Regions from separate parts of the Homo sapiens genome. Here region 1 is linked to region 2. Evidence: read pairs that join two places in POLR2A ChIA-PET (ENCODE). Cell type or tissue: OCI-LY7. All regions are shown on one strand. Each heading gives the region's core, and the rest is flanking DNA. Links, peaks and the distances in the headings are about the cores only.

The links. Peaks named below come from ENCODE experiments on the same cell type or tissue, not always from the same donor. Only the 100,000 strongest peaks of a DNase experiment are listed, where the experiment ranks them.
Region 1: POLR2A ChIA-PET joins it to region 2 with 6 read pairs; 2 of 35 experiments call an interaction of 5 or more read pairs at or near these places.

What each region holds. Positions count from the first base shown.
Region 1 is chr10:32,959,910-32,964,314 of GRCh38, reverse strand. No RefSeq gene overlaps it. Among named protein-coding and RNA genes, the nearest start is that of ITGB1, 3.9 kb to the right of the region's middle. RefSeq lists an enhancer at 1-609. In OCI-LY7, for the core only: a CTCF peak has its summit at 2,415 (motif pointing left); DNase peaks (open chromatin) are centred at 1,986, 2,404 and 4,024; H3K4me3 peaks cover 3,305 bases; H3K27ac peaks cover 3,696 bases.
Region 2 is chr10:32,736,489-32,740,893 of GRCh38, reverse strand. All of the region lies in intron 29 of CCDC7 (coiled-coil domain containing 7), which reads right to left. Among named protein-coding and RNA genes, the nearest start is that of SNORA86, 160 kb to the left of the region's middle. In OCI-LY7, for the core only: no CTCF peak of the experiment used is centred there; no DNase peak of the experiment used is centred there.

The sequences.
Region 1 (4,405 bases), core at 287-4,286, 220 kb before region 2:
AGCGATTCTTGTGCCTCACCCTCCTAAGTAGCTGGGACTACTGGCACGAGTCACCACGGCCAACTAATTTTTTGTATTTTTAGTAGAGACAGGGTTTCACCATGTTGACCAGGCTGGTCTCAAACTCCTGACCTCAGGTGATCCATCCGCCTCAGCCTCCCAAAGTGCTGGAATTACAAGCGTGAGCCACTGCGCCCGGTCAAATGTGGATACTATCAAAATTACTTTGTTGACCAGCCTGGCCAACATGGCAAAAACCCATCTCTACTAAAAATACGAAAAAAAGCCAGGCATGGTGGTGGGCGCCTGTAATCCCAGCTGTTCGGGAGGCCGAGGCAGGAGAATCGTTTGAATCTGGGAGGCAGAGTGAGCCAAGATCGCGCCATTACACTCCAGCCTGGATGACAAGAGCAAGAATTCGTCTTTAAAAAAAAAAAAAAAAAAACTTCACAAAAAGGATTATGTACTGCAACGCATTGGGCATCTTGTTAAACTTGTCTAACTAATTTTTATTTAAAACTGATAATTATTCTATTCCTTAGATGTATTTGAATTTATTTAATCAGAGGATAATTGTTTAAATGTAAGAATGCAGTTCCATCTATTCTGTAAGCTAGAGATCACACATCAACAACATTTACTGGTGAAATTTCGAATGAAGTGCTTCATTTCCACAAGCCAGTGTTCTGACTATAAGAGAAAAATTGTGTAGTTGACGTTTTTGGCATGTGGAAGCCACTGGAAAATTATAGATAATGAAGGATGTTATTTTTATCATAAAAGGAGAAGGGTAATTAAGGACTTCAGTGTAAACTTAGCTAAATGAAGAAAATAGTCAGGAATACAAAAATATTAAAGAGTTTAACCATCAAAACTTTTCAGATTAAGATTATTTCATTCTAGTACAATAACACAAAATGCAAAATTCTTTCAACTTGAAACGTTACCCAACGGGCACCCATATGCAGTTCTAAATAGGGAATTCTTGTGATCATAGAGGAACAGTCTATGACATCAGCCAACAACAATGCAGAAATCTTAAAGTAGAAGCGTCACAGGACTTGTTCTTCCAAATGCTGCATGGCAAATATTATTAGGAAATATACTTAACATTTATTTATTTTTATTCTCAATGTAAGTAAAAATTTACAATGGTTTGGTTATGGTGATTTTTAGATATGATTTGAAGTCATTTAAGTCCTAATATGTAAATTGGAATTTGAAATTAAAAGTTCATTTCTCTTTGAAGTTTATCTTACCTTGAAAAGTAGACATAAACAGCACACTCTTTAGTTGTGCGGTTTGATCACGAAAGATTCTGCTTTTTCTGTTCTACCTCTTGCAGGTTAAATAACATGCAGTGAAAATCATGTCATAAGAAAATATTTGGAAGCACTATCTGATGTTTTAAATATTGTTTTTGATTAAACTAATCAATATACGACTCACAGTTCCAAGGCAACCACAATGACATTTGTTTAGGCAGGTAGTCTATAAAAGAACTAATCGTGTAAGTGCTTAAAATAGTTATTCTTAATGTTTTGTGGTTAAGATCTCATTCAAACCACAACAATGCAGATATATATGTGTAAGTAAAATTCTGTCTAGAATTTTAGGGGTTTCATGACATCCCATTCATAGGCATGAGGCAAGAACTCTGCCTAAGATAATATGTTGTGGGGATTAATTTGAGTGTTGTGCGGGAGGGCGGGAGGGAGTTGCAGGGGAGGTGTTCTTACTTAGCCCAAATGCCTTTTTTTAAGTGAAAGGTATCCTTCCTACTCCCTAATGAATCTGGCCTGAAATTGAGAAGTTCCTAACTTAAAATTGCAACTGCTAACTTTCCTCGAGATGCAGTTAAATGAGAAAATAAATAATATTTTTTAAAGTCACTAGCTTTAACGCATTGGCAACACGATCATTTCCTGTAGTGAGTGACCCTGGTTCCTAAAAATAACTCCAGTGCTATTCAATTGCTTATATTGGGCATTTTTTTTAATTCTTATTTGGGAAGGACATTCTCTTCCACAGCTGAAGAAACTCAGTGTTTGAAAAGAGCTGCCTAAAACACTGTTTCCCGTAGGCTGTTAAAAATGTTCAGCATCTGAATGCTGGTAAGGAATGCTCACACCCATTGGAGGCAATGCTGTGTGGACTTGAAAAGGAAAAAATGGGGCCCCTATATATGGAAAACAGGAAGCAGAACCAGTTGAGGAAGGCTTACTCATCTGTGACCCATATTCAAAGCCATAGTCCAGCCACTGTTAGTTACCTAGAAAAGGAAAAGACTGAATGGCTAGCCTAAGCTCTAAGGGACACATTGCAAATCAGGTCAGGCTGTTGTGCCATTTTCCACCTTATTTTCAAATAAGCAAAGAAATGAAGCCTCAGTACCGCCTGGTGGATACACTGATACATGCCATACCTAGTCAATTGCTGGTTGCCTGATAGCAAACTTAATTTTTTACAGTTCCTCTGGCAATACTCTGCTGTGAGTACTGAGGAGTGCTCACTAAATGGAAGCCCTCAAGCAAAAAAAAAAAAAAAAAAAAAAAAAAAAAAAGTTGCAAATTCAATACACTTCCAGTTTCTCTGCGTTATATGACTATTTGCATGTTATTTATACATATGGAGACTGAAAAAGGAGGAACTGGCAGGACTGTCTCACCCCTTCTTGTTTTTCAAAATGTCAATAATTCCCAGGGTTGCTTTACACCAATACACACAGATTCACATTTTTAGAGATGGGTCTCACTGTGTTGCCCAGGCTGGACTATGGTGGCATGATCATAGCTCCTGGGCTCAAGTGATCCTCCTGCCTCAGCCTCCTGAGCAGCTGGGACTACACACATGCACCACCACACCTGGCTAATTTTAGTCCTTATTTTTTAGTTGGGGCTGGGGGTCGGGGGCGGGGGTGGTCTCACTACGTTGTTCAGTCTGGTCTCGAACTCCTGGTCTCCAGCACTTCTCCCGCCTCAGCCTCCTGAGTAGCAGATTCACATTTTAAAACAGTGATTTTAGTTTCTCAGGGAAAGGAATGGAGTTATTTATGATTCAGAAGCACTTCTATGTTAGTATTATAGGATGTTATCAGAGACCTCTATTCCTTCCATCCCTATCCCTTCATCTTTTTCTTTTTTAATGTTTACAGAAGGAGTTACATTCAAAGTAACTGGAAGTGACGGATGAGAAAAATATATCTAGGTTAGTCTATAGAAACAGTCCTTAGAAAAGTGGCTGAAGTCTTACCTAGCCATTGTCAATCAATTTGCTCCAAAGCCATCACATACATTTATTATCCAATGGTATTTAAAATCCAAGTCCCATTTATCAGCCAGGGTACTGTTATTAAGAAAAAAAATAAGATTTTTTTCTTAATAAAATCTCCTAGTAGGGCATTTTCATCACATAGCAACTGCCTAATTCTTCATACTCACCCCCACGCTGCAACTCATTTTCCCCTTATTATCACCAATGTTGAAATTAGTCTTCACCTATAAACCTGGAACCTGATTTGCAATATATCCTTATGAATCCCCTTTGAATTTCTAAAATTATTCTTCTTATTCCTTATTATCTGGACACTCTTATTTATAGAGTGATCATATAAATTATCATCTATACTAGGACATACTTTTGAGAGTTAAAAGGGGTGCTAATTAATAATAATATAAGTCAAACTAATACAAACCTGGGCATCCAATAATGTCTTTCTTGCTGAACAACTTTGAAACTTTACTTTGCAAAATGTTAGATGAATAAAGATACATTTTGAAGAGCAAGTAGTAGTATCACCAGTGACAAAACTAAAGGAAACACCGACTTTAATTATTTGACATAATAATGACTTAAGAGATGGCAGAAGACAATTGATAATAATTGGGAGACAGTGTAGGTAAGGTATGGATTTATCTTGAACTCAAGATACTTATGATGTTCTATTAGGTTGGTGCACACAGCCATCTGGTCGACCTTAGACACGGGAAGGCAAGCACCCCCTGGTTGACCTTAGACATGGAAAGGTGAGAGCTATCTGGTTGACCTTACACATGGGAAGGCAAGACACATCTGGTAGACCTTGCACCAACCTAATATGATAAAAGTTGCAGTGTGGCTTGCACTATTCCTACTTATCAGGATTTCCTGTTTAGCACGTATGCTGACCAACCTTTGCTTAGAGTATTCATAAATTTCATAGCTCACTGTCCACCCATTATTTGTATGAAATCACAAGTAGACTCGTATTCTTGACCAATGACTGCAGTTTTTAGAGAACATGTTTCTTTAATTTCTTTTTCCTCAAAACTCATGACTTCTGTACACAAATTGCTACCTCACACATCAGTTTAGTCAAGTGCTCTAGCCCAGTCCTGGGAGAGCAAAAGGACCCATTTATTCATTT
Region 2 (4,405 bases), core at 277-4,276:
TCATAAGCATTATAATTAAGAAAGAAAAAGAAATGATAAAAAAGGTTACTTTAAAAGAAACAATAAATGTGAGAGAAGTAAAAATAAGTAAGATAGGAAAAAATAGAAAACACAAAGATAAAGTTTTAATCCTTTATTAAAACTCAATCTCAAACTAAGAACTTGGAGCCACCAAAACAGATAGTCTTTTCAGTACATATTAAAATTATGCACACTGCTGGAATCTTTTCAATTAAAATTAGGAGAAGTTTGTTCTTTGGTTCATGAGTCTGTATACAGTCATTCCTTGGTATACATAGGGATTAGTTCCAGGACCACCCCTTCACACACATATGCCAAAATCTGCACATAGTCAAGTCCTGTAGTTGGCCCTGTGGAACTTGTATATGAAAAGTGGGTCCTCTGTATATGTTGGGTTTTGCATCTCACAAATACTGTATTTTTAATCTATATTTGGTTGGAAAAAAAGCCACATATGAGTGGACCCACACAGTTCAAACTCATGTTGTTCAAGTATCAACTGTATTTCCTCCCAAAAATGAAACATGTAAATCCAAATATATCATTAATTATATTAAAGAAATCATTTTAAATCACATTCAGACCTTTCTGTTCTTAACAAAAGACTACACTCAAGGGAAACTATTTTATCAGAGAGAATAACTAACACAGGCTTTATTATACAATATAGACCTGGGGGAAAGGAAATATCCAACTCCAGCTGCTTTCTACCCTTCAACACGGGGAAGGGAAATACCCAGTTTCAGCCCCCTATAAACCTCCTGTTCACCTAAGGGCCTGGGATGTTGGGGAGAAAAACATAGGAGTCTCCTGTGAAGTGTAGACTCCTGAGGCACAGGCTTACTAAAAGACTGAGACCTAATTAGAGGATTATAGATTGCTTCTCCTCCCATGACATCTTATCACCACATTAATCAGGCTCCTGCATAATAATAGCAGATTACAGCTAAAATATCTGCAAGCCTCAGACCCTATCTAAAAGGAAACCAGAAACAGCAGTTTGGTGGGGGGGGGCAAAAATAATGACAATATTTTAGAAAATTTTATCATTTGATACCTACAATTTCAGCAAACAGAAAACACAGCCTAACTGCTAGCTAGGTAACCATATTACACTAAATGCTTACATACCTCAGTTCCTATTGTCCAATACATTATGTCTAGATTTCAACAACAACAACAAAAATTTCAAGTCATGCTAAAAGTAAAAAAAAAAAACATAGTCTGAAGAGACAGTTTAAGCATGAGCATCAAACTCAGATATGGCAGAATTTTTCAAATTATCATACCAGAAATTTAAAATAATTATGTCTAAGATATTAAGACCACTGATAGAAAAAGTGGACAACACGTAATAAGAAATAGATAATGTAAGCAGGAAGCTAGAAAAACTAAGAAAAAAAGGAAATGTTAGAAATAAAAAACATTGTAACAGAAATTAAGAATGCCTTTGATGTTCTTATCAGTATACTGGACACAGTCAAAAAAGAATAAGTGAGCTTGAAAACGTGTCATTAGAAACTTCTAAAATTGAAAAGAGAAAAAATAATAAAATAAACAGAATACCGAGATCTTTGGGAAAATTACAAAAGGTATAATACGTACATAATGAGAGTAACAGAAGGAGAAAAAGCAAACAAGAAAAGAGAAATATTTGAAATAATAATGGCTAAGAATTTTCGAAAATTAATGGTAGACATCAAACCACAGATCCTAGATGCTCAGAGAACATAAAAAATGGTCAATAGCAAAAATGTCTAGACCTAATCATATGCTATACTCAAACTACAGAAAATCAAAGACAAAAAGAAAATCTTGAGAGATAAAAGAGGTGGGAAAAACTTAAAATATTTAAAATATTCAAGTGTTGAAGAAAAATACAACCAACTAGAACCTGTATCCAGACAAATAATCCTTCAAAACTTAAAGAGATATAAAAACATTCTCAGAAAAAAAATGACATAATTTGTTGCCAGTATCCTTGCATTGGAAGAAAATATTTTTAAACATTCTTCAGAGAGAAGGAATATAATACATGTCAGAAACACAGGTCTACATAAAGAGAGAAAAAATATTAGACAAGGAATAAAAGTAAAAAACTCCAGGAATGGTGGCTCTTGCCTGTAGTCCCAGCATTTTGGGAGGCTAAAGCAGATGGATTGCTTGAGCTCAGGAGTTCAAGATCAGCCTGGGCAACATGGCAAAGACCTAGCTCTACAAAAAATACAAAAATTAGCCAGGCATGGTGGCATGTGCCTGTAGTCCCAGGTACTTGGAGGCTGAGGTGGGAAGATCACTTGAGCCCAGGAGGTCGAGGCTGTAGTGAACTGTGATCACACCATGACACTCTAGACTAGGCAACAAAGCAAGGCCCTGTCAAAAAAAAAAAAAAAAAAAAAGTGAAAGAAACCATTTTATATTCTTTTCTCTTAATTGATCTAACAGATACAGACTATTCATAATAATAATGGTAACAATGTTCTCCATGATTATAGCTTATATATAAGTGAAATAAATGACAGGAATCTTATGAGTGACAAAAGGCAGGAAATGGGAATTCTCTGAAATCAGAATACCTGCATTATCCATGAAGCGATATAGTGATATTTAAAAGTGGACTTGGATATTCTATAAATGTACATTGTAAATTCTAAGGAAACCACTATACAAAATTTTAGGAAATGTAATTGATATCCTGAGAAAGGAGAAGATATAGGATCATATTAAATATGTAATTAAAGCCAGAGAAGGCAGGAAAGGTGTGGAAGGTGAAAAAGAAACAAAGAACTAGGACAATAAAGAGAAAATAGCTACAAATACGGTTGATATTGAAGCAAATATGTCAATAATCACTTTAAATGTGAATGGTCTAAATATATCAATTCAAAGACAGAGGCTGTCAGAGTAGGTGAATAAAAAAATCTGACTATATGGTGTCTACCAGAAATTGGCTTTAAATATATGAAAATGATAAGATTAAAAGTAAAGTAACAGAGTAAGATATACCATGCTAACTAATCAAAGCAAAGCTGGAGAAACTATATTAATTTGAGACAATGTGGACTTCAGAGCAAGAAAAATGATCAGAGACATGGAGGGACATTACACAGTGATAAAAAGGTCATTATTCAAGAAAACATAGTAATACTTAATAAGTATGCACCTAACAACAGAGCAATAAAATTCATGAGGCAAAAACAGATGGGACTGCAAAGAAAACAGACAAATTCATTATATTTGCAGCCTTCAGTACCATCTAACTGTAATTCACAGCTACAACAGGCTGAAAATCACTAAGAATATAGTTGAACTTAGCACATCACCAATCAACTGGATCTAATTGATGCTTATAGATTATTCCATTCAAAAACAGCAGAATACACATTCTTCTCAAGCTTCTGTGGAACACTCAGTAAGACAGATCTTATTCTGGGCTATAAGACAAACCTTAACAAATTTAAAAGAACAAAAGTCACACAAAGTACAGTGTCATTCCATAATACATTTAAACTATATTACCCTAATACCAAAAGTAGATAAAGGTACTATAAGAAAAAAACTACAAACCAACATCTCTCATGAATAAAGATGCAAAAATCCTCAACAAATTGTTAGCAAATTGAATTCAACAATGTATAAAAAGAATTATATGCCACAACCAAATGGGGTTTATCCCAGGTACGCAACATTCATGCAATATTCAAAAATCAATTAATGTAATCCACCACATCAACAGACTAAAGAAAAAATTATATGATCAATAAGAAATGAAGAAACATCATTTGGCAAAATCTAAAGCCCATTTATGATTTTTAAAAACTATCAGCAAACTAAGAATAGTAGGAAACTTCCTCAATTTCATAAAGAATATCTGCAAAAAACAAATACCTAATATCTTAATCATGAGAAAACAGATGCTTTTTTTTCTAAGATAAGGAATAAATCAAGGACATCATTTCTCACCACATGTATTCTACATTGTACTGGAAGTCCTAACTAATGCAGTAAGACAAGAAAAGAGAATAAAATAAATATAAAATGAGTAAAATTGTTTTTGCTCAACAACAGCAAAAATCTAATAGGTCATTATAGCAAGGTTGCTAGATACAAGGTTAATATACAAAAGTCAACTGCTTTCCTATATACCAGCAAAGAACAAGTGATATTTCAAATTAAACACACAATACTATTCACATTATCACCAAAAAAATGAGGTAATTATAAACCTAACAAAATATGTATAAGAGATATATAAAGAAAACTAAACAATGAGAACACATGGACACAGGAAGGGGAACATCACACTCTGGGGACTGTTGTGGGGTGGGGGGAGCGGGGAGGGATAGCATTGGGAGATATACCTAATGCTAGATGACGAGTTAGT